Regions from separate parts of the Homo sapiens genome. Here all the other regions are linked to region 3. The links are chromatin loops, found by intact Hi-C in ENCODE. Cell type or tissue: PC-3. All regions are shown on one strand. Links, peaks and the distances in the headings refer to the core of each region. The heading gives the core; the rest is flanking DNA.

Region 1 (10,109 bases), core at 1-8,000, 150 kb before region 3:
AAAATTCAAATGGTATTTGTTGGCAACTGTTCTAGACTCTTGGGAAACAACAATGGACATAACACACAAACAGGGGCTTCGTGAGGAACAGGCTTTCTGGAATTAAGGAGGAGCCAGATAACAATAGAATGAATATAAGTTTATATAATATGTGAAAAGGTGATTAGAGGTATTAAAAAAAAAACAGGAGCTAAAGAATTTCAGGAGTGCAGGACGAAGGGTTGGGGACAGCAGGGGGAAGATCGCAATATTAAATTAGGTGTTCAGGGTGGACCTCATTGGAAAGGTGAGATTTGAGGAAAGATGTGAAGAAAGCAACAGAGTTAGCCAAGTGGCTATCCGGAGTAAGGGCATTCCATGCAAAAGGAATAGCTGTTGTACAGGCCCTAAGGCAAGGGAACATTTCTGGTGTGTTCTTTGAACAGCAGCAGGGAAGTCAGTGGGGCTGAAGTAGAGAGAGCAAGGAGAAGAATAGAAAGGAGATCAGAGAGATAACGGGAAACCAGATCACGGAGAGGTTACTACTCAGAGTGGAGTCCTAGGATCAGCAGCTTCAGCCTCACCTGCTGGCTGCTTAGAAATGCAGACTCTCCAGCCCTGCCCCAGAGCTACTGGATCATAGTCTGAGTTTTAATCAGATCCCCAGGTGATTCATATGCACGTGAAAGTTTAAGAAGCACTGATGGGGAGCCTTATAGGCCCTTGTTAGCACCTGGATTTTGACTCGGCCTGAGACGTGAATCACAGGGTTTTGAGGAGAGGAGTCACATGATCTGCCTTATATATAAAAGGATCACTGTGCCCTGCGTGTCGGGAAGAGTCTGTTGGGTAGAAGGGAAGGGAGCAGTCAGGATGCAATTATTGTAATACTCTAGGGGTGAGATAATAGAACTCGGACCAGAGGGAGGGACGCAGAGGTGGAGTGAACCCTGAGAAAATCGCCCCATCCTGCTCCCTCTCCAGTCCATCCCCTCTTCTCCAGTTCACTTCAGAGAAAACCGTCAGTTATAAATCAGAGGGTTAGAAAATGCTTCAGAAGAAAGTGGCGCTTCAAACCGACTATCTTAAAGAAGGGCCCTGGGTACTGGGGAAACAAAGAGGGCCTGAGAGTCCCCATCGTGGCTAGAGCAGTTTGAAGAAAGAGTAGGTGTTTCAGCTGAGCTTAGGAGGAGCAAGAATTAAATGGGGTGTTGCGGGGGGGCATTCTGGGAAGAAACGGCCACATATGTGAAGACACAGATGTAAGAAACTATATGACACACTTTGCCTGAACAAAGTGCAGCCGGGGGAGGAGTGGTGGGGGAGGCACTGGCAGAAAATGAGACTGGAGAACTAACCAGATCATGAAGTGTCTCGTGCACTGCATCAAGGAGGTCAAAACATCCAGAAAGCCCTGAAGACACAATGTCAGATTTCAGGGTGGGAGTAAGATGCAAGTTTAGGAGAAGCGTTGAGGAAACAATGGGAACGACAGATTAGAAAGGGATGAGCCTGGAGACAGGGAGAGCAGTCTCAAGTCACTAAAGGATGAGAATAATTCATCCCAGGACCCAAAGCCCAGGAATGGCTCTCAGAAATGCCGGAGACCTGAACTGTGTAACTGGCCTGTGTGTCTGAATTGAAGACTATGAACTATATAAGCTAGGCAAGTTACCAAACTTCTCGAACCTCAATTTTTCCTCCATGAGATCAGGTGTTCTTCATTTCCTCAAAGAGATCTCAGTACTATTGAGAGAATCGAATGAGATGCTTGGCATAGAGTAAATACTCAGCAAATTGCCTTATAAAAGCACTCCAAGTGATCTTAGTTTTCAGCCAAGGTTGCAAACCACTGATTTAGTCCAACTACTTCAATTTTGTATGAAAATACAGAGGCCCACAGAAGGAAAGGGATTTGTTCGAGGATGCACTTCAAGTTAGCAAAACAGGGAAACTCGAGTCCAGCACATTTTGACCCTGCGGTGCAATGGAGAAGGGTTGGGTCTGAAGGTGGATGCTGGTATTGCCATCTGCTAGCTGTGAGACTGAACCAATTTCTAAACATCTCTCTCAGCCCCATCTGCAAGATGGGGATGACAACAGCATCCACATTATAGGGCTGTTCAAAGGATGAAATAGATTAATGCTCACAGAACACCTGGCACAGTACCAGGCACCATGAGATGTATTAATTAAATGCTAGCTATTGTTACCAGCTGTGCTCTGACTCAGCCCAGCATTCTTTCTGTATCTCCACCAGGCTGTATAAGACCTCTTGTGAATTTTGATCAGTGTTTTCTTCATCCCTTATGGATACACTCATGGAAATCGATTTTTAGATATTGAACTAAAAAAATAAAGAGCTGATTAGTTACAATTCTCCCTGCTGATACCAGGAGTTTTAATCAAATAAACCAAGTATATCTGTGTACCAAATGTCATCTGTGTACCATGTTCGTGCACAGGACCTAACCAGGTGCTGTTTGTGCTGTCACTGGGTATTTGAAGCCACTGTTTCCTGTGTGTAATCAATAATCGACACTAAAGCTCTGACAAAATGACCATTTTTAGAGTGCCATTAGCTGTCTCCCTGGATATGGCTGTAAATGTAACATAAGTACGTTCTTTATTGCATCAATTTCTTATTGCAGTCATGTTTATCTTCCTGAAGTAAAGCGCTCTGGGAGAAACTGAGTGGGTGGGTATTTTGGCTTGTTTTTCTGCTAAAGGATGATTCTGATGATCTTTTACTATTACCTGAAATTTGCGTGCTATTGCAGAAGCATCCTTCTCAAGGGAAGAACACGGGTACAGTGGAGCTAAAGTGCTTTTTCTGTTGTGTGTACAAATTAGGCAAGAGGTTTATAAACTTGCTTCTTACAGAAAAGTCACCCTGATAATTTTCTTTGTAGTATTTCTGAATATCCTAACCCCTAATTAATCAACATAGACCACCTTTTGCTTGTTTCACATGGAGCACAGAGCTTTCAAATTAGAGCACTGGGAGAAAATTGTTTTTTTTTTTTTTTGGTATATATAAAATTCTAATTGCCATCAGAAGCAAGGTAGCTATATAATTGCCAAAGCCAAAACAATATGTTTCTGAAGATACTTTAATTAGAGTTTGCTTCACATTTTATCTTCTTATGAAATTGAAAATACCAACCACAAAAACTCTGTGGAGAGAGCTTTCTCTGCATTTTGTTGCGTGCTTCAGTAAAGATTCTTGTATATCAGAATTGTAGATTCAATACCAAGAAACATAAACTTGTATTGTTAATTTGGGTGACCATGAGGGACACTGACTTAGTTCAACTAGGAAAAGATCATTAAAAATACTTCAAAGATTTTTATTATCCTGGGTTTCTGATTAAACAAATTATCTATAGAAAAGCCACTGCAGTTAATTTACTGGTTGGAACTTGCATGAAGTTAGGGATTTCAAGATAAACCCATCTCTGGACAAGTAAGCTACTTTCTTTTGTATTACCTAGTGTGTGAGGGTGGGAAGGGAGGGAATGCCATATGAAACCAGCTTCCTCATTGCTCTCTTATGAGTCACATTTACTTGAACACAGCTAATTTTAGTTTCAACCACTGTGACCCTCCTAGAAGTAGTAAGAACCAAATGAGTAAGCATTTGGAGGAAGTGAGTACCTTGCAACCAATGTCATCCAGAGCTCATTATTTTAACATCAACAAAGCCCTCCTCTATAATCAAATTGCCCACATTCTCAGAAATTGTATTTGTGATAAAGTGCATGATCAGCTTGAATTTTTCACCCCTCCCTGTATTACACCCTTTGTTATGTGACTTTGGAGTTTCCTCCATAAAGGCAGAGTGTATTTTGCCACTCCTTGTCTTTGAGCTAAGTTGTGTCACTTCCTTTGGTCAAACGAATGTGGTCAAAAGTGTCAGGGTGCCAGTGTGAAGTTTGCCTGCTTCTTCTTGCCATCCTGTGGCTCTGCCATCTTCTAGGAACATGCCTGGGGTGCAACCCATGAAGCTGAGCCTCCCCAGCAGAGCCCAGCCTAGATCAGCCCATCCCAGCCAACCATAGACTTGTGAGCAATAATAAGTCATTGCTGTTTTAAACCACCAACATTTGAGGTGGTTTGTGATGCAGCAGTAGTTAACTCTCATAATACTGCAACAAGTTATTGACCTGAGCTTTTCTGGGCCAGTGATCTGTAAATACATATAATTCATGGCTGGTCTAGTTTCTATAACGGAAAAGATATTATACAACTATTTTCTCAAGGATAGATTATTTATGTTGCATCAAAAAAATAATTTACCAACTACCTGTTGTGGGCTGGATGCTCTACTGGGTGCTGGTACAGGGGATGGAATATGAAGAAGTCCCGAAAGTCCCAGACATTTGTACATGGCCTTTAGAAACTGAAAAACTTGAACCATGACTGCAAAGACCATTCAAACTAGAGGCTGTAAAAACTTTCTCTTTTCAGAGTTCAGTTTCTTAAAGCCAGGTATTGTAATATCTTGATCTTTATTTGAATCCTGAATCCAGTATAGCAAGCACTCTCTCTTGCCTGATTCAGTAGAGGTTCAGGATGTTCCTCTTGTCTCAATTTTCTATGAAGGTGACTGGTTTAACCTAGGTGTATGACCCAAGGAGGAATGGCAAATTCTCATCAGCCAAGAGCCTCTCAATATGAATAGATGTTAGAGAGAGGTTGGCCTGGTATAGAGTCAGATGATGAGCTAGCAGTAGAACTTGGGGGTGTTCACCATTAAAATAGGCAGAAAGGGAGATCACTGTAGAGAACAGGGCCACTGGGCAGAGGTAGGATGGACTAGAGTATGATAATGAGGAGATCAAGGGGAAAGGAAGATGAAAGGTGGAATTTCAAGCTGGGATCTGAGGCAACAACTGGAATCATTATCAGAGGACCTGTATATTAGTTTGAGTGCTTGTTTGGATGGTTTTTAGCACCAGGTGGGGTTTATCACCTAGTTGGGACTTTCAGCTATGGTGTCTTGGGTGCTCTTTGTTCTGTAATTCTCTGTCTGCAATATCAAGAACCAGGACCATCTAGGGAGGAGAAGACTATTCCTCTAGGTCTGAAGTTGTATTTTTCTCTGCCCAAGGACTCTGATACATTCTGTAGTCATCATGGAAGCCTCATTCAGGGAGAGTTGAGTCCATTGGAAGTTCAGTCCTCTGAGAACCAGAGACATTGTGTGGCAGGTCCCTCTCCTGGGTCCTGGGACTTAGATCCTAGCCCCTGGGCTTGTGCTATGTCACAGCCTTGGCCTCTCTGCCTCCTCCTCATCAACCCACTCAGGGCATTCTGACCCATCCAAACATAAGCAGAAGATGACTCATCAGTGGGCTGCCTATGAATCATGGCTTGGTCCCAATGTGGAAAGGCAGAGTGAATGTAGAGCTGGAAAATTAATGTGAATCAGGATGCATTTGGTGTTGACATTTATATCTTAGTGTAATTTGACTCAATGTTAATCCTCTTTCGAGTTTAATAATGACAGCAGGACATTCAAAGTCACTGTGATTGATGACTTCATTCCTGATTCAGATTCAGCCTGAATGTCCATCATGTTTGGTATTAAACCTCAATTTCAAATTAGCTGCTGGTCCCAATTAATGACTAACTGAACAGATGAGATTCCACAAGTCTTGATGCCAAAAAACTTCAAAATCAGTGCTATCGACCATTTTCTTTTAGAGAGAGAAACAGATCTTCTCATGAGATCAGCCTTCAGAACTGTTGTTAGTTTTAACATATTGACAGTTCTGATTGGTCTCTTTTGTTCTGTTGGTTTGTTGGCTACTTAACCTATTTCTCAACTTGTTCCACAAACAAAACAATAGTTTTAACCTCTGAACAACAAACAACTAAGTAGGCATTTCTTTAAAACAATTTGTTCGAACTCTTTTTGTATTGTGTACCTTCATGAGGATCAGAAGTCATGTCATCATCACCTCATAGTTTATATTTTTAACACATCATGTGTCAAATGATGGTCTAAGTTATTTATTTTGTTGAATTCTCCCAGAAACCCTATTATCATCCCTGTTTTTCAGATGAAGAAGTTTAGTCAGCATTTCAGAGAGCTCTAGTAACTCACCAACAATAATATAGTTATTGAGTCATGGAAGTCACATTTTTAATCCAAGCAAGCTAACTCCAAAGTCTCTGCTCTTAACTTTTATGCTACTAACTTCACCAAATGCAAAAGTCCATATTACCAAGTCTCACTTTCTAGTCAACATTTGAAAATGATATTTAGTACAGGAATAACTTAAAGATAGGCTTTCTTTTAGATTCATTCTAGGAGAGTAAGAATGCTTTACAATACCCTTGAATCAACTTAATTGTTTTCCCCAATATTGATCCTATTGTCACCATTTACTACGACTTGTATCATAACTGCAGTACCTTCAATTTTTATCTTGGTGAATTGAGATTCCTGGGCTAATACTACAACTTAAAAGGCAGGATTTTCCCGTTTTATAAACAATCTTCAACTTTTCTTTCCTAATCTGTCTGCCTTGTGGTTATGTCTAGCAGCCATCAATTAACAGAAATGTCAGTAAGACAAGCTTACCAAAGTGGGGTGGGGGAAGGGGAACCAAAATGAAGAATGTTATGCCAGGAAATACTTTAATGTAGGTGGAGCTCTGCCAACTTGTATTATTATAAGAAAACAAAGAAACTTTATTAATCCAACAGGCATTACACTTTGACTTTTATTTTGATTTTATTTTTGAGCACGCAGTTGAATTCTTTGCACACAGATTTTCCTTATTTTTGTAAGCTACTTGCTTCAAATAAAAGGAAGACTATTTTGGTGGCAAGATATGTATGTCTTTCAATTTGTATTCTTTCATTCTTCTCGAATATCTACAAAATTCTCTTATCTATGGTGTTTGAGAAGCAAAAATGCTACTGAAGCAGAACCAATCCAGTACCATACTTCCTTTGGTTAGGCAAAATTTATTGCAGAAGGAATTGTAATGTTTGCTTCCTAAACTGCCCCAGGAGCAACTAAATCTCCTGAAGTAATTATAAATAATGGACAATTTCATGCATAATTTGCTCCATTATTAGGATTTATTACCAAAAACTAAAAAAAAAAATACAAAAAGAAAGCTCTAAGCAATAACAGTTCACTCATTGAGGGTGCAGACTGACTCTGAATAGCGCAAAAGATGCAGACGACAGAAACTCTAGGCCTAGCACATTTAACCTTTCATGGCCCCTCTCTTCCTCGCCCCAGACTGTCTCCACCCTCCCTCAGCAGGTGCCCACAGGCAGATTGATTGAGTTAATTGAGTGACCACCTGAATATCTAAAGAGAAAAAAGTTACATCCAGTTTACTTATGCACTTTCCTCATCAATTTTTCTCTGCAAGAAAGAATAGCATGTAGAAAGATATATACATTGCCACACTTTAAACACACCCTTAAAATTTTTATTTGCGGTAAATTCAGATCTTGTGTACCTATCTCTCTCATGAAAAATTGCAAACTAAATCTCATCTAAGAAAAAAAAATAAGAGATTGGTTGTTCTAACATTTTATTATAGAAATTTTCCATCTTGCACACAATTGAGAAAATAGTGTAATGAACCCTCCTATACCCATCACTCTGCTTTAACTATCAACGTTTCTATAATCTTGATAATATTTGATAATCTTGGTAATATTTGATAATCTATTCCCCTACTTTTCTGTTATTTCTCACCTGGCACCCAGCTCTTAAATGCACTATTTTTTTTAAATAATTCCTAGACATGTCATTCCAATAAATACTTAAGTGTGTATCTCTAACTGGTAAGGATTATTTTTATATAACAATTACACCATTATCGCACCCGATAAAATCAACAATAACTCCTTAATAGCTTATAATGTTTACTTCATGTTCAAAATTTCTCCATTGTCTCAAAGGAGAAATAATTTGGTCCGATGACTCAGCAGGAAACAGTATTCTCAGAATAATTCGAGGAGCGTTTATGTATAAAGAGACTATTTACAAAAGCATGGGTGGGATGTGGGGGAATCACAGAGAATAGTGCAGTGACACTTGGCTAGTGACAACAGAGCTGTTACCACCCCTAGATGTGAAGGAGTCAGAAGGAGCAGATCAAGGTTGCTGAAACTGGAAGGAAAGAGTCTACAGAGAAGGCCTCCTCCAGAAGAACAGTGTCTTTCCATTGAGGTATCCAGCCAGCCAAAGTGATCACACAGGGAGGAAGCCAGGGGAATCAATACTCAGAGAATCCTCTCTCGCCTCTCTTTCTGATTTCCTGCTGGGGCTTCCCATTGGCCAAATTCAACCAAAAGCCAGAGGGCAAGAAAGCCTGAAGGCACAGTCCATACTGGTCAGCTTCTCAGACTAGGGAGAAGTGTAGAGAGAAAACCTAGAGGAGAAAAAAGAAGATATCTGGCATAGGATCCAACAAGACCTACACATTGCATTTGGTTATTGTGTTTCTTAAGGCTCTTTTATTCTTTAACAGCCCCCACCTTCCTTTCATTTATTTAATATGTCATTAACGGAGAAACCAGGTTTTTTGGCCTTGTCTCACATTTGAGATTTGGCTGATTGCTTCCTTTCAGTGTCATATAAATCGTTCCTTTATCTCCTGTATAATTTCTATACAACAGTGGTTTGTGTATTGCATTATGTTATTTATTATTTCTATCAGGCTACTTCATATAAATTACTGGCTATACTTAGACACTTGATTAGATGTAGGTTCAATGTTTTTTAGGAAAGAAGACTTCCTAGGTGATGCTGGAGCATCCAATTTCATCCCTTTGTGAGATGTGTAATTTCTGATTGCCCACTTGTGAAGATTCTAAGATTGAATTTAGCTTAATTCCTCCATTATGGACTTCACTGACCTTTCACTAACCTTGACTACACATTAGAATCACCTGTGCAGATTTTAAAAAATCACAGCACCATGGCCACATTTATCACTTAAATCAGAATCACTGGGGTAAGATATGGGCATTAGCATTTTTTAAAACCCCCAGCTGATTCCAATGAGCAGCCAATATTGGTAACCTCAGACCTAATGATTTTAATATCTACTGATTTTTGGGTTTTTTTAGGTCTACTATTTCATTAGAATGTGTAAATTGATACTTTTTAGTTCTGTCATTCCTTCTGCATTTATTAGCTACGAAACAGTGCCAATCACGAGCTTGCACTCAATAAAGAGGTATCAGTTGATTTGATCTGAAGTTCATGTTTAATGAGTATTTTCCATTAAAAAAGTTTTGTGGAATTTCTATTAAAAAGATTTAAGTGTCTACAAATTATTTAGATAGCATTTTATAATATCTATCAAATTGATGTTCATTTTTACAGATGATAGCTCTCTGGATCACATCTAAAATTAAAATTTCCCTCATAACATCCCCCCTCTAAATTCTCAACTGTAAGTGTGTTGTGTTAACTATGATATATGTTGAATATTTCAGTCCCTCACACACTAAGACCACATGATGTAAAATACATAATAAGGTTTTCTGGAGGGGAAAACTTACACGAGAGAAGTAGAGAGTGCACACAATCCGTCACTCTCAAAGAGAGGTGTACTTAAGCCAGGCATGGCTGGGCTAGACACACAGGGTTCCAAGAGAGAGATGTTATCTCCCATTATACCCGACATATTTGTAGAAAATGGGGAATAAGGGATTCTTAGGAACTATGTAACAATAAAAGGTTGATGTTTGAGGAAGTGGCCCAGTTAGAAAGAAAGAGCTTCTGGAACTTAGTAACTGGCACCTGTTGAGTTAACACAGACCTGCTGGGCTAGCTCTCTGCTAAACTACCAAAAGGGTGAAGTGGGCTTTTGGTGCCTTCCAGATTTGTCTCTTTTCACTAGCATACATATGTAAGATTACACTCACTGAGTACTTATTAGGTGCCAGGCAGTTCAATCAACAATGCTATGATCTTCCCTAATCAACCACACTTAGAAACTTTTAATCCTTTGATTAAAAGTTCTTTTTCCTCCAAGATCCACTTGGTGGCTCATCTTTGGTAATGCCCATTCATTTGATGTGCATTCATGTATTCATCTGTTACTTCATTCACTTAATCATTCAGTAACAGTTACGTAGTA
Region 2 (10,350 bases), core at 688-8,687, 78 kb after region 3:
ATATTTGATTATTTCCCTTTGCCAGTCAGTGGACCAGGCTCTGGGGATACAAAAAATAAGTAAGACATGTTTACTCCCATTTCTCATGGGACTTACATTAGAATGGGTAAGATCATAAATAAGTAATTATAAGTGTGATGATTATTACAAAAGAGAAAGAACATGGTGCTTTTATATCTGTATCAATTTATCTACCAATTCCTCTATATTCTATAGATGTGGAAAGAACATGATATCCATTCCCCATCTTTTGTCACAAGGATCAAAAAGGAATTTTCTAGGACTTTAACTAGCTCCTTGCTCCCCTATTTCCTTTCTTCCTCTTTCTATCAATGCTAGGAAGTGGTGTGAGTTCACCAATTTTCCACAGAACTCTGATAAATTACTGGTCAGTTTTTATCCTGAGAGTCCAGCATGTTAAAATCTGTGTTCATCTGAACATCCAAGAAGTAGTAGGAGAAAAGCACCAGAGAAATTTATGAATGGGTTTCCTTGAGTTTATATTCATGGGAGGAAGAATCCCTGAGAGAGATTGAATGAAGAACTTTATAACTGACTGGACACACTTGGGGAAATTGTATTAAGAATCCTTCTTTGTTAATTACTGTTCAATAAGGATTTGCTGTTGCTGTTTTTGCTGTCTTTTAATATAATTTTCTTGAAACTTTTCAAATGCTTATTTGCCATTAATCATTCACTGTGAAGCAAGTTGTCTTCCATCTACAGTATTCATGTAGAGTTTCATACATGTATACATATAGTGCATGAGCATTAAACAGAGAATTGCTCGATACCTATAATGTATTCAGAGATTTTAAAAGGAGCCCTTCAGAAATAAAACAGGTTTAACAGAATTGTATGTAGAGGAATGTGTTAAACACTTATGTATAGGAGTATAATTTTTTTAATAACGAAGGAAGTTCATTACAATGTTCTTCACTTGCCTTCAAACAGGCAACTGATTTTCCTTTAAGACAATTATTTCTTTCCCATTAAGTTGCCAAAGGTCAAAGGCCCCTAGAAAGCATTTAACTACCATATTTGGTTAAATAGTGTCCCCCAAAATTCATGTCTACCCAGACCCTCAGAATGTGACCTTATTTGGTATAAGCAAAGGAATGCCGCAGATTGCCAGCAACCACCAGAAGCTAGGAGAGGGGTATGGAAGGAATTCTCCCTTAGAACTTCCAGAAGAAACCACCCTGCTGACACCTGATTTTGGACTTCTAGTTAACAGAACCGTAAGAGAATACATTTCCATTGTTTTAAGCCACTCAGTTTGTGGTACTTTGTTATGCCAACCCTAGGAAACTAATACAACCATCATGCAAGTAGAAAGGATTATCAGGAATTGCTGAGTCTATATATCTGAAGGATGGAATAGTCTCCAAGATAGGGTAGTCAATAGGAAGTACATTCTGATGTCGCCATTTTCTAGAGCTTCTGAGGGGACCATTCACAAAGCCACATACAATAACTGATTCTGTGCAATGATGATCTACTTAGTGCCTGAGATTGTGCTAGACACTGTGGGAGGTTGCCAACCCCTGCAGGAAGTTGCCACCTGGTAGAGCTGGGTCATGGCCCTGTAGCTTTATGTTTTCCCCACTCACCCCACAAACACTCCATTTTCCTTCTCTTACCAGCTGATCTGTGTTCAGCATAGGTGCTCTTATTGGCATCTCCTCCTGTGGTTAACACTATTGATTGTCCACCAGCAAGGAATTGCCTGTCCCTACCTTCTTCCTTGCTCAGAGAATACAACTTCATTAATTCATTCATCAACAAATATTTCTTGATGTACCTGCCATGTAGCTGTCACTGTTGTATGCTCTGGAGGCACAGTGGTGAACAAAACATACCACCTTGTTCCAGTAGAACTTATAATCTAGCCAGAAAAACATTCTTTCTATCTCTCTCTCTCGCTTACTCAGACTCTGTCTCTCTCTCATTAAGAGCTATCAAAAATTTAAACAGGGAAGAAGGATAGAGAACAATGGAGGGGAAGGCTGCTATTTTAGGTAGAGTGGTCTCTGTTCTTATGTTGCCTGAAGGAAATGAGGGATTAAGTCATGCAGATACCTGGAGGAAGAGCTGTCTAAACACTGAGAATAGTATGTGCAAAGCCTTCATGTATGCGTGCCCTGTTAAGAGAACAACAAGCCTGAAAGTGTGGCTGAAGCAGAGACAGCAAGGGAGAGAGTGGTATGAGATAAAGCTACATAGAAGGAGGACTGTATTGGGCCTTGAAGGAGCTCTAGGCATTGAAGGCTGCAACTGACAGATATCTGCTTTCCCAGCCTCCCTTGCAGCTAGTGTATGGGCATGTAACAAATCCTGGCCACTGAGACATGAGGGGAGATATGCAGGTTGTTGGGTTTATAAAAGGTATTTTCTTCTGAATAAAGAGAAAGAGAGAGAGAGAGCTATGAGGAGAACCTACTGTTCCTTAGGCTACTATATTGTCTACATATGACAACTAGAACAGTTGGGCACATCTGGCAACCATGATGGGACGAGCCAGAGGACCAAACAAATTATCTGAGAATTCTAGGACCAAAAATATGGAAAGAGCCTGGGCTCCAACTGCATTTTCAAGCCACTGAATTAACTAACCTCACAATCACCCAACGACTAGTCCTCTTGTTATATAAGGAAATGAATACCCTTATTCCTTAAGTTACTTTAAGTATTCAGTTCTTTGCAGTCAAAAACATTTCAAATGAGAAACCTTCCTTGGTGTAAATACAAAGTACAACACTTCAACTTCATTTTACATTTGCTTTTGTGCACCACTCTAAAAGCTTAACCGCCGAGATAAAAAGATGAATAGAATAAAAATTTTGTGTGAAAAGGGGAAAATCTCTTCTACAAAATAACTTGAAGGAGAAAAGATTTTTCATCTTCAGTCAAATACGTTTGTACAGATAACAATGACATCAATGGTCTTGAATTATTTAATACCTTGTTCCACACTGTCACTTATGAGCAATGTCTTTTGCAGTTCAAGATTAGAAGCATCTTAACTTTGCATTTAATTTACCTTGGTCACATAGTCTTCGATCATATATTTTTCCATATTGGCTATGCTTCAATTTCTCTTTTCAATTTATTGAAATCTTCTGGGTTGAACCTGTGCAAAATACAACAGAATATGTGCAAAATACAAAAACAGGGAAAATGGGAATAAGTAAACAATCACCCCAAATAAACAATTCACAATCTAAAACATTGATCTTGTTATACAAACAGTTAACACAGCAAGTAAAAAGAACTATAAATAACCAGCAAACTATGGCAATAAAACTTGTGAATAGTTCTATTGGATTAAAAAAATATTAAAAAGTATGTCTTGGCTGGGCACGGTGGCTCACGCCTGTAATGCCAGCACTTTGGGAGGCCGAGGTGGGCAGATCAAGAGGTCAAGAGATCGAGACCATCCTGTCCAACACGGTGAAACCCCGTCTCTACTAAAAATACAAAAATTAGCTGGACCTGGTGGTGGGTGCCTGTAATCCCAGCTACTCGGGAGGCTGACGCAGGAGAATCGCTTGAACCTGGGAGGCGGAGGTTGCAGTGAGCCAAGATCAGTCCATTGCACTCCAGCCTGGCGACACAGCAAGACTCTGTCTAAAAAAAAAAAAAAAAAAGTATGTCTCTCTGAGGTGAAGCTCTTATGACATTAATGGGTCTGGTGAACGAGTTTAGATGCTGAGTAGAAGCTTGAAATAGTACTAGAATAAAAGCATAGTTCGGCAGCAAGGGATGGAAAACTAGAAAGAATAAGTAAAATGAAGCCAAGGAGGAAGATGAGATCATAAAAAGCAGTCTACTTAAGGTTCAAGTCTGATATTTGTGTAATTAAAGTGAAAACTTTTCCATTTTAGGGACTGGAATTATGTTTAAATGAATTTTGATAAAACTCGCTATTCAAACTTTTTGAGTAAAACTCTATAATTGCTACCTATCCATTATATTGAATATACCCAAGGAATTCTGCTGGCCAAATTAGTCATGACTCATTGGCATGTTTTTATAACATTTAGATATATTAGTTGCATGAACATTTCAGGGAGCGTTGTTCAAATGTGCCTCAGTCAGAATACTTCAGTAGTCTCTACTATTTCTAATGAAGCACTAAAACATTAAGAACCATTAATGATATGAAACCATTAATGATATTTAAAAAACTTCATAACATAGACTTGATTGAGTAAATTATGTTTCATTAATTCCAAAGCAATTTAGCAATAACCTAAAAATTATGTTTCATTAATTCCAAAGAAATTTAGCAATAACCTAAGACCGTTGTTGGCACTGTTTTTAATATTAATAATACTCCCTTTCAATAGAAATGAATATTGACTTTGTTATTCACTCATTTACTCAACATTCATCAGCATTGCTCTGTGCAAAGGCCTGTAGTATGCCACATGGGGAATGCTCAGATGAATCAGGCAGGGACTCTGCCCATTCTGATGTCATAGTTAATGACTTAAGGAAGATAAAACACATACAAAAAACACCATAACATTATATAAGAGGTAGTAAATGCTAAAAGAGGCACGGACATAAAATTTAAGGAGCATAGAGTGTATTGCCATCAGAGAGGTATAAGAAAGGCTTTATGGAGAAAGTGTATTGATGTTGAATTCATTCCTTCTTTCAAGAAAAATTTACTGGAAATGCCCCTACTTTCACAGAAAGTGCAACCTGATAGGGAAGACAGACAATGGGCAGATAAAGATTTAGGAGTGGAGTGTTGTAGGGAAATGTAAAGAGCTTGGTAAAATCAAGAAACAGAAATAGGGCCAATGTGGGCAGAGTGTAGTGAGAAAAAGGGAGAGTGATCAGAGATGAGGTCAAAGGGTTCAGATCATGTAAGACCATGTAAGCCATAGAAAGGAATTTGGATTTTAGTCTAAATGCTTTGGAAAACCACTGACAGGCTGAGCAGGAGGATAACATGATCTGGTTTTCATTAAAGATCACTGTAGCTGCTGGGTGAAGAATGCATTATAGGGAGGTAAGAGCGGGAGCAGGAACATCTCTCAGGAGGCTACTGAAAGAGTCCCAGTGAAAGATCATGGTGACTTAAATTCTAATGGTAGCCAAGGGGCTAGAGAAAAGTGGATCTATTGTGAAGTCAGAGCCAAAAGGACTTCCTGACAGACTGTATGTGGAGTGCAAGGGAAGTACAAGAATGTAGATGACTCTCAGACTTTTGGCTTGTGAATGGTGGTGGCATTTACTGGAATTGAGAAGGCCTACAGAGAGAGTGAATTTGAGGGGAGAGATGAACAAGAATTCTAATTTGACCATGTTGAGTTGAGATGCCTGTTGGACATCCAAGTGGGGATATCAAGTTGACAATTACATATACAAAATTGGAACTCAGTAGAGGAATAAGGGCTGAAGATATATTGTGAGTCATTGGCAAATAGACAGTATTTAAAGCCATGGACCTGGACAAGATCAACAGGGATAAAGTGTTAATAGAGTAGGACAGGGACCCGGGACCCAGCCCTGGGGCACTTGAAAGATGGATACTATTTTAATGGCCAGAGATGGAAAGGACATTGAACAGGAAGGAAAAACTCAAAGACAGGAAAGTACTTAGCATAAGTGGGGAAGCATGGGTAATCCATTTAGGGAGAGCTCATAACAGATACCAAGGCCTAGATTTGGTCCACAGACTTCAATGGAGAATCATGGAAGGTTTTAAACTTAACAAAGTGGTTCTGCTTCTGATAATATATGAGTAGTTCCTATATGTGATCATCCTTCTCTAGATAACAACTACAAACATTGGACAATAATATTTTTTAAACCCTACCTAAAGGCACAGAGAAAAAACAAAAGCAGGCAGATACTAGAGGGGGTCAATACTTGAAGAAAAGCACCAGATCTTTGTGAGTTTCCCATATTGATTTTACAGCTTTTTGCCCGAAGAGCACGTCCCAGTTTTCACTGAGCCTGGTAGCTAAAACCAGCAGTCTTATTGGCTTGAAGAACCAGAGGACAGAGTTTGGAAAGGGGGTGGAAATTTCTGAAAGGAGAGAGCTTGAAAGGGGGTACTTAAGTTTAAACTTTGTCTAAATCTCTGGCTGATCCTGGAAGTACACATGTATAGGGTAGACTCCAAGAAGCCTAGCTAAGGCTAAAAAAATTGGACTAAGATTTCAGCTGCTGCCTACCACAAGGGAGAGAGAGTTTGGAATTTGAGCTCAACCAAGTTCGCTGCCTGCAAAAACGAACAAAAAGACCTTTGAAGGTACAGAACAGAATCCCGAATCCCTAAAATGTGTCATTTACAATATCCAGGATATAATTCAAAATTGTTAGACATATGAAGAAATAGAAAAACAAGACCCATACTCAGAAGAAAAGGTAATCAATGGAGAGGATCAATGGAGATGACCCAGATGTTAGAATTAGCAGACAAAAGGAAAATATGCCCGTAGTGAATAAAGTTGAGGAATAAATTTATTATTCTGTATCTCAGAAGAATCTTTAACTGGTAAATAAGATTAATTTGGGCGGGCGCGGTGGCTCACGCCTGTAATCGCAGCACTTTGGGAGGCCGAGGCGGGTGGATCACGAGGTCAGGAGATCGAGACCATCCTGACTAACACGGTGAAACCCCGTCTCTACTAAAAATACAAAAAAAAATAAATTAGCCAGGCGTGGTGGCAGGCGCCTATAGTCCCAGCTACTTGGGAGGCTGAGGCAGGAGAATGGTGTGAACCCGGGAGGCGGGGCTTGCGGTGAGCCGAGATGGCGCCACTGCACTCCAGCCTGGGCGACAGAGCCAGACTCTGTCTCAAAAAAAAAAAAAAAAAAAAAAAAAATTGAGGATGCAGAGGCCAGAGGTGGGAAAAAGGTAGGGAAGCTATTGATAGGCCCGTAGTTCTATAGACACAAAGAGAGTAAAGTTGACAAAAAGATACTTTGAAAGATGTCATTTAATTATGGAAAGAAGAAAGAGGAATCAGATGACACTGAGGTTTCAAGTGTGGTTGAAACAATGGTAGTACCACCAGCAGAAACAGAAACATCAATGGAGAACATAAGGCTTGGATATAGGATGACAAATTCCATTTTGGAAATATTGAGTTTGAAATGTTAACATGATATCCAGTTGTAGTATTCAACAAGGAGTTGCAAATTCAAGATGGATCTGTAAGAAAGGCAGGGTCAAGGCTGGGGAGAATAATTTCGAGTCTTTCAAGTGATCATTGAAGTATGAAATTATATTAGATTTCCAAAGAAAAACGTACATAGTTAAAAGAGAAATAATATGTATTAGTTACCTATTGCCACGTAGCAAATCACAAATGCTTAAGGCAACAACCATTGATTGGTTTATAATTCCACAGGCTGGCAATTTGGGCTGGGTTCAGCTGGACATTTGTACTTGTCTCTTGTGGGTTCACTCATGCATTTGCAGTCAGCTATCAGGTCAGCTTTGCTGATCTGGGTCAGGAACCCTCCCATCTTTCAAGCCTTATCTAAGATGGCTCATCTCTGCTCTATGTGCCCTCTCATCCTTTAATAGTCTAACCTGGGTTTGTTCACACAAATTCCAAGAGAGAAAACCGAAGTGTGCAAGGCTTCTTGAGGCTCAGACTTGGACCCAGTACCACATTGCTTCCATTACATTCTGTTGGCCAAAGCTAGTCATCAGGCTGTCCTAGATTCAAATAGTAGGAAAATAAACTTTATAGTTTGATGGGAGACTGCAAAGTCACATTGCAAAGGAGCATGGATACAGGAAGGGGAATACTTTGTGGTCATTTTGCAATCTACCACATAGCCAAGGATAGAACTTTGGATTTGCACACCCATATTCATAGTAGAATTATTTACAATATCCAAGAGGTGGAAGCAACCCAGGTGTCCATTGACCATGAATGGATAAACAAAATGTGGCATAAACATTCTGTTTATTATAAAGGATATTACAAAGGATACGGATGAACAGCCAGAGGAACAGGTATATAGAGTGAAGTCCAGAAGGGTCCTAAGCAAAGGTGCTTCTGTCCTCATGGAGCTGGGATGCACCACTTTCCTAACATATGGATGTGTTCGCCAGCCTGGAAGCTCTCCAAACCCCATAGTTTAGGGATTTTTTATGGAGGCTTCATCACCTGGGCATGATCAATTATTAACTCAATCTCAAGTCTCTCTCTTTTCCCAGGAGGATGTGGAGTAGGGGGCTTGAAAGTTCCAAGTTTCTAATCATGCTCAGTCTTTCTAGTGAGTAGCCCTCATCCAGAAGCCCAGCAAGAGTCACCTCATTAGAACAAAAGGCACTCCTATCATTCAGGAAATTATGATGGCTTTAGATGCTCTGTGTCAGGAACTGGGGAAAGAGACCTAATGCATATTTCTTATTATGTCACAACATGCAATTTAATATTTTTCAGCCTTAAAGAGGGTGCGGGCACGGTGGCTCATGCCTGTAAGCCCAGCACTTTGGGAGGTTGAGGCAGAAGGATTGCTTGAGCCCAGGAGTTCGAGACCAGCCCAGGCAACATAATGAAACCCCCCCCATCTCTACTAAACATAAAAAATTAGCTAAGAGTGGTGGCATGCGCCTGTAGTCCCAGCTACTCAAGAGGTTGAGGTGGGAGGATGGCTTGAGCCCAGGAGTTTGAGGCTGCAGTGAGCTATGACTGCACCGCTGCACTCCAGTCTCCAGTCCAGGCAACAGAGCAAGACTTCGTCACAAAAAACAAAAAGAAGGAAATCCTGTCTCATGCTACAACATGAATGAAGTTTGCGGACATTATGCTAAGTGAAATAAGCCAGTCGCAAAAAGACAAATACTGTATGATTTCACTTATATATCTCGAATAGTCAAACTCACAGAGACGGAAAGTAGTATGGTGGTTGCCAGGGGCTGAGGATAGAGGAAAAAATGGGAGTTGCTGTTTAGTGGGTGCAGAGTTTCAGTTTTGTAAGATGAAAATGTTCTGGAGATTGGTTGCACAATAATATGAATGTACTGAGCACTAATGAACTATACATTTCAAAATCGGTAAGATGGCAAATTTTATGTTATGTATTTGTTACCACAATTAAAAATAAAATATAAAAATAGAACTTTAGACATGATCCATATTTAGGGTGAACAGGAAAAAGGGAACAAAAGGAAACAAATGTTGCCCAATCTGGAACTAATGGAAACCAATCTACCAGGTGGAGTTTGAAAATGGTTCTCTTATCTTTGTTCTCTATCACTTTCAGATAAGGGGCTCCAGAATTTAGCCTTTCCTCACTGGAGGGAGGAAGAGAGCCATCTGCTTATCTGGCCCTCATCTCTCCAGGATTCTAGAGTTCACATGATTTATCCTATTTTCCAGGCTGATAATATCCTTGTGGAAATTCCAGCCCTGGACCTACCTTCTTTTCTTATTTTTGCCAGTCCCATCTCCTGATCCTGGACCTCAGTTCTATCTAGCCTTGGCTTCACATCAGAATGACTATCCGCTATTAATAATATGGTCGGCCTCCAAGCCTTCACAGAACCACAGCCCCGTCTTGCTCCCAGAGAGCAGACATCTCTAGAAGAGTGATACATGCCTAGAGTGGTCCTAAAGTTCTGCCACACTCAGGGATTTGTTTACCGTGGGCTGTTCTTTTGCTGCCAGGGAAAGGACAGCCCTTCTGCCATCCCAGATGCCCACATTTGCCTGGTTCAGCCTTGCTCCCTGCTTGCTCATTCATTATATCCAGGATGTTTTGTGATCAGACCTGAAAAACTCACCTGAAGCTACCACAGATGTTAAAGTTGGGGAAATGGGCAGATTCCAAGAGCCAAATGGGATACCAATTTGCAGCGACATTTAAAAACAACCAAAATTCTGTCCATAATCATATTTTCATGATGGTCTCAAAAATGTAGTTACAATTGGTTTGTTCAAATCAAGATCCAAACAAGGTCCACACATTACCTCTGGTTGCCTCTCTCAATGCAAAGAATTACCCCTCCTCTTTTTCGTTCATTCCATTGACTTGCTGCAGAAAGTAAGTTAACCAAACCTAGAGAATATATCACATTCCGTATTTGTCTATTTGCTTCCTTGTGTGTCATTTAATTTATTTCTCTAGTCCTTTTGTCTCCCCGCAAAAATGAAAGCTCTAGAGCAGTACCTTCCAATAGAACTCGCTGCCGTGGTGGGAATGTTCTATAATGTGCGCCGTCTGATACCATAGCCACAGGTGAAGACTGACACGTGAAATGTGGCTGGTGTGAATAAGGAACTGAATTTTTTAAATTTATTTTATTTTAATTAATTTGAATTTAAATATCCACATGTCATAGCTACCGTATTGGACAGTGAA
Region 3 (10,350 bases), core at 1,658-9,657:
GAAGCCCTAACCCTCAATTCTTCAACTTGTGGAGTCCTTGGAGACAGAACCTTTAAAGGGGTGATTAAGTTCAAACGTTGGCTGGATGTGGTGGCTCACGTCTGTAATCCCTGCACTTTGGGAGGCCAAGGTGGGAGGATCCCTTAAGCCCAGGAGTTTGAGACCAGCCTGGGCAAGATGGTGAGACCCTGTCTCTACAAAAAATACTAAAAGTTAGCTGGGTGTGGTGGTGCATGCCCATAGTTCCAGCTACTTGGGAAGCTGAGGTGAGAGAATCGTTTGAGCCCAGGAGTTCAAGGCTGCAGTAAGCTGTGATTGTGCCACTGCATTCCAGCCTGGGCAACAGAGTGAGACTCAGTCTCTTAAAAAAAAATGAGGCTTTTAGGGTGGGCTCTAATCCAATATCATTGGTATCTTTATAAGAAGAGAAGGATAGTATGCAAAGAGAGACATCAGGGATGTGCTTGCATAGAGGGGCCACCATGTGAAGAAGCAGAAAGAGTGCGGCCATCCACAAGACAAGGAGAGAGGCCTCAGAGGAAACCAACCTCCATGCCCACGCCTTGATCTCAGACTTCCAGCCTCCAGAGGTGTGGGAAAATAGATTTCTGTTGTTTAAGCCACCAGATCTATGGTGCTTTGTTATGGCAACCCTAGCAAACTAATACACCAGCTGAGACTGAAACCAACATTAAAGATGGCAAAAAGGAAAGATAAAAACAACTTGAGTTCTTTTTAGCTATTATCAAGTCACCAAATGAATCAGTCCTGGAACCTGTCCTGCCTCAGGACTAATGTAAGACAATACATTTTCTTATTGTGTGAGCTAGTTTGACTGAATCCTCCGTTACTTGCCTCCAAGTAACCAAAACACCACATATACTTCCAAAAGCAATGTATGGAAGTTTCATTTCCCCTTGTCCTTGCAAACACCTGATATGTTTCAACTTCTTTCTTGCCATTCACAAAGATGGAAAACAGTATCTCATTGTTGTTTTACGCTGTACTTTCCTGATAATGAGGTTAAACATCTTTTCACATGTCTGCCTGCCATTCAGATTCCTCCTCTGTTGAATCGCCTAGCCATATATTTTATTCATTACTATTGCACTATTTGTCTCTTGCTTATTGATTTATAAGAGTTCTTGGCATATTCTTGATCAATGGTCCCCAACCTTGTTGGCACCAGGGACTGGTTTTATGGAGGACAATTTTTCCACAGACCAGGGGTGGAAGGGAGGGGGCAGCGAGGATGGTTTCGGGTTGATTCAAGTGCATTACATTTATTGTGCACTTTATTTCTATTATTATTACATTGAAATACATAATGAAATAATTATACAACTCATCATAATGTAGAATCAGTGGGAGCCCTGAACTCCAGGAAAACTTGCAGTTTTGCTGCAACCAGATGGTCCCATGTGAGGGTGATGGGAGACAGTGACAGGTCATCAGGCATTAGATTCTCATAAGGAGCACACAAGCTAGATCCCTTGCCTGCGCAGTTCACAATAGGGTTCAAGCTCCTATGAGAATCTAATGCAGCTTATCTGACAGGAGGCAGAGCTCAGGCAGTAATGCGAGCGACGCGGAACAGCTGTAGATACAGATGAAGCTTTGCTCACCCACCACTCACCTCCTGCTTTGCAGCCCAGTTCCCAACAGGTCATGGACTGATAGCAGTCCATAGCCCAGGGGTTGGGAACCCCTGTTCTAGATGCTAATCTTTGTCAGTTATATATATTTTGAATACTTCTCCTGCTCATCATATGGCTTTTAACATGTTTGTGATCTCATGTGCCAAACAAATTATTTATATTTTAATACACAAATTTACCATTTTTTCTTTTATGTTTGCACTTTCTGTGTCTTCTTGAAAGAAAGAAGGGAAGAGGAGTAGAGAGAGAGAGACAGGAAGAGAGAGAGGGAGGAAAGGAAGGAATAAAGAAAGGAAGGAAGCTAACCCAAGATCACTCATTAATTTATTGAAAAAATGTTTACTGAGTGTCTACTTTGTTATTTGTTCTACTGTTGAGAGGTGACAGCGTGCTGGCAGTCCTCAGAGCCCTCACTTGCTCTCGGCACCTCCCCTGCCTGGGCTCCCACTTTGGTGGCATTTGAGGAGCCCTTCAGTCCCCCACTGCACTGTGGGAGCCCCTTTCTGGGCTGGCCAAGGCCGGAACCCACTCCCTCAGCTTGCAGGGAGGTGTGGAGGGAGAGACACGAGCGGGAACCAGGGCTGTGTGCGGCACTTGCGGGCCAGCTGGAGTTCCGGGTGGGCGTGGGCTTGGTGGGCCCCGCACTGGAAGCAGCCAGCCAGCCCTGCTGGCCCCGGGCAATGGGGGACTTGGCACCCGGGCCAGTGGCTGCGGAAGGTGTACTGCGTCCCCCAGCAGTGCCGGCCCACCGGCGCTGTGCTCGATTTCTCACCGAGCCTTAGCTGCCTTCCCGCGGGGCAGGGCTCGGGACCTGCAGCCCGCCATGCCTGAGCCTCCCACCGCCTCCATGGGCTCCTGTGCAGCCCAAGCCTCCCCGACGAGCACCACCCCCTGCTCCACGGCGCCCAGTCCCATCGACCGCCCAAGGGCTGAGGAATGCGAGCGCACGGCACAGGACTGGCAGGCAGCTCCACCTGCAGCCCCAGTGCGGGATCCACTAGGTGAAGCCAGCTGGGCTCCTGAGTCTGGTGGGGACGTGGAGAGTCTTTATATCTAGCTCAGGGATTGTAAATACACCAATCAGCACCCTGTGTTTAGCTCAGGGTTTGTGAGTGCACCAATCGACACTCTGTATCTAGCTGCTCTGGTGGGGCCTTGGAGAACCTTTATGTCTAGCTCAGGGATTGTAAATACACCAATCAGCACCCTGTGTTTAGCTCAAGGTTTGTGAGTGCACCAATCGAAACTCTGTAGCTAACTAATCTGATGGGGACGTGGAGAACCTTTGGGTCTAGCTCAGGGATTGTAAATGCACCAATCAGCGCCCTGACAAAACAGGCCACTCGGCTCTACCAATCAGCAGGATGTGGGTGGGGCCAGATAAGAGAATAAAAGCAGGTTGCCCGAGCCAGCATTGGCAACCAGCTCGGGTGCCGTTCCACACTGTGGAAGCTTTGTTCTTTCGTTCTTTGCAATAAATATTGCTACTGCTCACTCTTTGGGTCCACGATGCTTTTATGAGCAGTAACACTCACCGCGAAGATCTGCAGCTTCACTCCTGAGCCCAGCAAGACCACGAGCCCACCGGGAGGAACGAACAACTCCAGACGCGCTACCTTAAGAGCTGTAACACTCACCGCGAGGGTCTGCAGCTTCACTCCTGAGCCAGCGAGACCACGAACCCACCAGAAGGAAGAAACTCCGAACACATCTGAACATCAGAAGGGACAGACTCCAGACGTGCCACCTTAAGAGCTGTAACACTCACCGTGAGGGTCCGCGGCTTCATTCTTGAAGTCAGTGAGACCAAGAAGCCACCAATTCCGGACACACTATTACTTACAATAATATGTAAGACAGACAAAGCCCCTGCTCTTGTGGAGCTTACATAAATATATAATTGACTGTCTAGGAGGGAAGAGGCTATGAAGAGAAGTAAATAAGAGTAAGTGGATAGGGAGGAACTTTACCTAGGGCGGTCAGGGGATGCTATGCTGAGCAGAGACCTGGATGGAGTAAGAGAATAAAAGCCATGCACATATCAGGGACAAGAGCATTACAGGCAGAGGGAAAAGCCAAAGAAGAGGCTCTGAGATGGCAAAGATGTCTGAAGTGTTTGAGGAGCAGTCAACAAGAAGGCCGCTGGGGCTGGAAGTCAGTGAGCAGGCCAAGTGGTAGGAAACGAAGTGAGAGAGGTACACAGGGCAAGGGACATCTGTGGGCCACTGTAAAGAGGCAGAAAAGAGACCTTATCTTACTTGTAAGGTAGAAGAGTCACTGTGTTCTGCAGGGCAGAGAAGAGATGAAGAGAAGCATGAAAGAAGGCAGGGAGATTCATTGGAAGGGTACTGCAGTGTCCAGGCAAGACATAATAGCTGCATATACTAGGTCATCAAGGTCTATATATTCTTCTCTTTTAGAACATCGTTTGTTTTGTTATTGCTGCTGCTGCTGCTGTTGTTGTTGTTGTCGTTTTAACCTTTAGAACTTTAGCAGAATTTATTTTGAGATATGATGTCATTTTAACTTTTTTCCATATGAAGAGCCAATTGTCCCAACACCACTCTTTGAATATAGTCGTTCTTTTCCCAATCGAATTGTGAAACAAGTCATGTTATATATCAATGGCTCTCTTTTAAGGGGACTCTCTATTCTGGTTCATAGAATAGTTTTTCTATTTCTGTGTGAATGCCATCTTTTCAAATTGCTGTAATCTTGCACTATGTCTTGATATCGAGTAGAAGGGGTCTCACTCCACTATCCCACCACGTTTTGCTCCTCTCTTTCAAAATTGTTAAAAGATTTTTGTGTACTTCATTGTTTCATATTAACTTTAGGGTCAATTTGCTTTTGAGTTTCCCCAAAATCCTGTAGATGTATTGTGTTTTAACTACACTTAATTTAACTTACCCTAGGGGGAACTGACATCTAGAAAGTATTAAGTCTCCCAAGTGTAGACGGAACCAGCTTTCCATTGATCAGGTTCTTCAATAAAGTTTGAAACTTTTCTCCTTATAATCTTTTCAGGAACTTTATAATTTATATTGTTATTACAAACATCTTTTTTCCTATTGGGTTTCTTATTGGTTACTACTAATGACAAAGAACTATATTTTTAGTATCAAAAAATCCTTATCAAGTATAAAATGGCAAACAAATAGAAAAATAGTGGTCAAAGGACATGAACAAACAATTTTCAGGAGAAACAAAAATAACCAATTAACACATTGAATTTTTTAGCTTAATTAACAATCAAAGAAATGCAAACAGCTCTGAGATAATCATTTTACACCTGCCAAAGTAAAAAAGTTTGTTTTTAAATTCTTTTTATATTTATTTATTTATTTATTTATTTATTTATTTATTTATTTATTTTTGAGACGGGCGTCTCACTCTGTTGCCCCATCTGGAATGCAGTGATGTGATCATGGCTCACTGTAGCCTCGACTTCCTGGGCTCAAGAGATCCTCCCACCTCAGCCTCCTGCGTAGCTGGGACTACAGGCACACACCACCATGTCTAGCCTGTTTTTAAATTCTTGTGCTGACTTCGTTTTAAGGATAATAGTAGCAGGCATCTTAATGTCCACTTGGCAGGAGTGTAATTGGTATAACTTTGAGAAAAAGGAATGTAAGAAAATGTTCTAAGAACTTTAAAAACTGTTTATGCCCAATCCTAGGGATTCCAGCCTGAGGAAAAAAATGTAAGATTGTCATAGTGAATGTTCACCCAAGAGTCATTTCTGATAACAAAAACTTGACAGAATCTAAATGTTTGACACCGGGCGAACACTTAAAGAAAGTGTGGTACAGGCCATGTGATGAAATGATCTAGCCATCATAATAACCATGTCTGAAAATTTTTGAATGGCTGAGAAAATGTGCAGGAAGAAACATCAAATGAGAAGGATCTATAGGCATATATAATTAGATTAGAGAAAATACATCATAATATAATCATATTCATCTCTGACAGTGGACTACCAGTAATTTCCATATTTTCATTATGGTTATATTTCCTAAATTTTTTACAATAACCATGTATTATCAGGACATGAAAATATTAAATAGATAAATGATCAAAACTGCTGTAAGAAACTAAAAGTGTGAAAGGATCTATCAGTTAACTTTTCAATGTTTGGTTTATTATATGTAATAACAGATACACACTACCTGTGGGCAGGCTATTATCTGCTTGAAAAGTGTGAAATGTTGGTTGTAACAATTTAGCTCCTACCAAGAAGGAGCCCACAAGATAGTCTTAAGATCCCTGATTAAAGCAAATGCAGTGGTAAGATGTGAGAGCTAAACAGTGTCAGGAACAGGGCGTTTGTCTAGGTATCTTAAAATGCATAGGATTTCTTTAAACCGGCAACTCTTCATAGTTCTAAATTACATATATTGTTCGTTCTTTCACTCAATAAATATTTCCATGCATATTTGGATCTAGACTTTAACGCAATGTTGACATTTTAAGGGAGATGAGCGTGTTGTTATTTTGGCAAAAACAAACACGTTATTTCAAAGGTTTATGCTGTTAGTTGGTCCGGTGTCCAAGTCCAGCACACCCGCGAATATAATCACACCCACAACCTTGCTGGGTGCTGTAATCCACTCCTCTCGCTCTCGCAGCCAGGAAAGATTTCAGAGTATCCTCTTACACTTACGTGTAACTGCCTACCGAGATATTTTTATCGTATCCTCAAAACCACTCATCTCCTTTTCATTTGCCTTTTATACTTACAATAACTTCAACTCTTTCCTCTTTCTGAAAACAAGGAAGTTCTCTTGATATTTATGTATTTATTTTGCTAGGAAACAAATTGGAATGGAGCCCATATTTCTATTCAGTGTCAATAGAGCTCATAAAGAGACCAGTTTCCCCCTCAGTTTAGGCCTCTTGGTCAAATTTACTCAGCTTGCCAGTCAGCAATTCATCCCACTCACAAGCCCTGGGCTTCTCTAGAGAATAAATAACCTAGGCCTGGAGCTCTGTGACTAATCATGTTTGCCCAGCCCTCACCATTCCTTCATTAAACGGCTTTTAGAATTCAGCTTCCTCCGTCCACCAGTGAGTAACAAATGCAGAGACTCTCCGGCCCAAACTCCATTCTAACATGGCAGCTTCCTCTTCACTCATTCCCAGCAGCATGCGTGTGGGTGTACATATTGTTAACGTGCTGTGTGTTCCTGCTCAGCATTTGCTCAGCTATACAGACACCCTCACCCTCGTATCTGCCCCCATCGGTCCTGTCTGCATTTAGAGGCCAGCCCTCAGTCAACAAGTGCACAGCAAACAGCGCTAGGAGGGATTTTTATGCCCACACAACAATGATGAAACTGCGCGTATGAGGCACCTAGGACAATCAGATTCATAAGGGAAGAAAGTAGAAGAGTGGTTGCCAGAACCTGGGGGAAGCAGGGAAGCGGGGAAGTGGGAGTTGGTGTTTAATGGGTACAGAGTTTCTGTTTGGGAAGGTGACAAAGCTCTCTCTGGAGATAGATGCACAGTGGTGGGTGCACATGAGTGGGAATGTATTTAACTGTATTTGAGTGTGCGCTGGACTGAACACTCAAACATGTAAATGGTAAATTTTATGTTATGCATATTTTATAACAATTTTTAAAAACCCAAATAGATAGAAAGAAAAAATGACAAGGAAAAAGCAGCCCTGTTTCTCTTGCGTAATCCAAGTCCCTTTTATCTAGATGCTGCCTCTTAACATTCCAGATGGGTGAGCTCTTAGATTTTCAGAGTTCCACACCGGGTCAACTGGTGAAAGGGAGCTGGGAAGAACGGGAGAGAAAGGAGACTCAGATGCAGCAGTGCCCATGAGAGCTTGCAGAGAAACTGCATAGAGAAAGCACCAGGCTTCAAAATCCTTGCAGGCTTTTTTTTTTTTTTTTTTTTTTTGCCCCTGGCTTCAGAAGTCCTTGCAAGGCACTTGTTTCTGGACTTTGCCTTGTTTTGGGGTGAGCAGCTTCCTCCCCAACTCCAACCAAGTTGATTCTTGTTATTTGCCCAGCAGCTTCACACACTGCCACCCTGGATAAAAGACAGTTTCTCCCTCTCCCCAACCCTGTCCAGCCCATTGAGACTCCGCCCCAGCTGTGCCTGCCCCTAGCCCAAATATCAGGGAAGACAGATGAGACTGGACAAGTAAATGGCAGCAAGCATCCAACTCTGCATTTTTCTGAGCTTTCTCCCCAATTCCTAAGTAAAATTCCTAAAGTAAAAATGGAATTTTTGCTGGAACAATTTTTAAGTCTAGCAAATCTGCCACATTCCTTAAACGACAGCTGCGGTAAGTGCAGCTACCGGGCTGTTGTGCAACATTCAGCCAATATTGGCACAACCGAGCACATGGATAAAACATGACATGCTTTCTCTGTTTTCCATGTTTTGCCACAAAAATTCTGTTCACAAAAGTCTGTGAGTCTTCAATGTCTGTCATTTCTGTGGGCTCATCTGGAAATTTAGAAAGTGCCCTTTCAGTTAAAATTCCTCCCCTGTCAAGTGATAGCGGTCTCCCCCTTGCCTTAGATAACACATTCCTTTCTCACCTGAACAAATGTTTACTTGCATATACTAAAGCAGCTACAACTACTATTTTTGTTTGGCATTTTCAGGGGATAATATGTAAGGTTGAGGATTTTTTTTAAATCCCGCTTTCCGAGATAACAAAGACCCACTAATCTGCAAAGATCAAATTCTTCCGCTCAATTAACATTTTACAACCTCCCTACTCTGTGGAAACAATTCTAAACAATTTGTACTGGTAACAATTCTAAACAATTTGCAATCTGTTTGAGTAGAAATCGGTAGAAATTAACAGCAAGGTGTTACTTGAAGTGAACTAAAACAACAAAATTTGAATCTCAAATTATAATTTATGCTTTACAGGTCTGACATATCAAAAAGGGAAGGAAAAATTCAGAAAACTACTCATAATGCCACAAGAGTGTCTCTAATTTAATTGCGCTATCCTCAGCAATAGGAAAAACAAAAATTTTCGTTTCTAGGAAATGGATTTTTAAAATATTCAGAGTACCTCCTGCCTTCTTGGAAAAAAAAATTCATTATTCTTTTAGTTAAAGGATTCTAACAAATTGAAAAGAAAACTAGTAAAGAGAGTTGAAAAGCTTTGTCAGATTAAAAACAAAATATCTACTATGCCAAGCCAAAATATTTTTCCAAAGCCAGGTTCTAAGACGTGAATTACATCTTTCAAGACCCCAAAGGATCATTCCAGATTGGATTTCATAAAAATAAGTACAATTTTGACCAAGAAAGTTTATTCAACAATAATATTGCCAAACCCTAACCAATGACCATTCACTATAACAAAATTTTAACACAATATATTAATGCTTTCAGTGAGCTATGATCACACCACTGCACTTCAGCCTAGGTGACAGAGTGAGACCCTGTCTCAAAATAACAATAATAGTACTGCTTAAACAGGCCTCGCAAAGTCCATATACAGTAGGTGATAAGTATAAAACAATACAGAAGCAGCTTGCTTAAATACAATAATGTATTCCTGCAAAGATGAAGGTAATTTAGATTTTTGTACCATTAAATCATATTTTTAAGACCAAGAAATTCTCCATCTAAAAGAACACTGTGGTAAGCTTATTAAATAAAGTGTCATAAAAATAAAATCATCACCTCCTAACTTATGTGCTTTTTTTCACACATCATTTCAGACATCAGGCTTTCCTAAATGGCAGATTCCCAAATAATACAACCTTTAGACTTTAACATGGCCCCCTATGAAAGAGTTCATGTCCCCCTTGAACACCTGACTAGTAATGATGTAAAACATCCACACTGTGGAGAATCACACTTATATAGGCAACTTTATGTGGTCCAGTAGTTTTCAAAAGTAGGATTGAAACAAAAGATTGACAATAACCTAAATGGCCAGGAATGGGGGAACCAGTTACAAAACCTATGGTGTTTCCCTACACTGGAATCCTGTGCAGCTGTAAAAAAAAAAAAAAAAAAAAAAAAAAAAAAAAATACATGAGGGTGCTCTCTATGTATATATGTGGTAAGTCCTCCAAAATATAATGTAAGGGGAAGGGGAAGCAAGGTGCAGAACACGGGGTATAAAAATCTATCATTTGTGTAAAGGGGATGGGGAAAATAATATAAATCTGTATCTATTTGTCTATGCATTTTTGAAATCCCTGGAACGATATATTAGCAATTAACAACTGCAGTGACCTATGCAGGGAAGTAAATGGGGAGATGATAGAGGAATGGGTTAGGAGAGAGATTTTCCACCACATCTTATTTTCTACTTTTTGATTTTTGAACCATGTAAATGTATTACTATTTGAAAAAAATAATAATTTTATAAAAACTCCAGGTCAGATCAAGCCATCATGAGTCATATATTTTCGACATACTCATTACATCCTTGGGAGCCTATGTTTAGCTTCCCCGACATTAGAGCCATCCGCTTTGCCTAGAAGCAGAGCCTGAGACTGGGATTTGGATGCTTGTAACTGACTGAACGAATGCGCTCAGGAGAAACCTGTTCTGGAGTTATGGAGTGGAGGAAGCAGAATAGAGCAGGGAAAGCGTCAAGCAAGGATACAGTCTTAGATAAAGTCCAGCCTTGGGCGGAACCACACAGGGGCTTAGGATCACCACAAACTCTCTCCTCAAGACTAAAAGGCCA

The links. A loop is a pair of places that touch in the nucleus more often than their neighbours do. Peaks named below come from ENCODE experiments on the same cell type or tissue, not always from the same donor. Only the 100,000 strongest peaks of a DNase experiment are listed, where the experiment ranks them.
Region 1: a loop joins it to region 3, with 6 times the contacts of the local background. A loop is called at or near these places in 3 of 110 quality-filtered maps.
Region 2: it touches region 3 in a loop (4-fold over the local background); 5 of 110 quality-filtered maps call a loop at or near these places.

The regions. Positions count from the first base shown.
Region 1 is chrX:20,509,826-20,519,934 of GRCh38, reverse strand. No RefSeq gene overlaps it. Among named protein-coding and RNA genes, the nearest start is that of RPS6KA3, 250 kb to the right of the region's middle. RefSeq lists a silencer at 3,433-3,582 and an enhancer at 4,800-5,999. In PC-3, for the core only: no CTCF peak of the experiment used is centred there; DNase peaks (open chromatin) are centred at 3,614, 3,914 and 5,334; H3K4me3 peaks cover 743 bases; H3K27ac peaks cover 3,995 bases.
Region 2 is chrX:20,279,798-20,290,147 of GRCh38, reverse strand. No RefSeq gene overlaps it. Among named protein-coding and RNA genes, the nearest start is that of RPS6KA3, 18 kb to the right of the region's middle. In PC-3, for the core only: no CTCF peak of the experiment used is centred there; a DNase peak (open chromatin) is centred at 4,437; H3K27ac peaks cover 1,336 bases.
Region 3 is chrX:20,359,097-20,369,446 of GRCh38, reverse strand. No RefSeq gene overlaps it. Among named protein-coding and RNA genes, the nearest start is that of RPS6KA3, 97 kb to the right of the region's middle. In PC-3, for the core only: no CTCF peak of the experiment used is centred there; DNase peaks (open chromatin) are centred at 6,616 and 7,416; H3K4me3 peaks cover 1,595 bases; H3K27ac peaks cover 2,676 bases.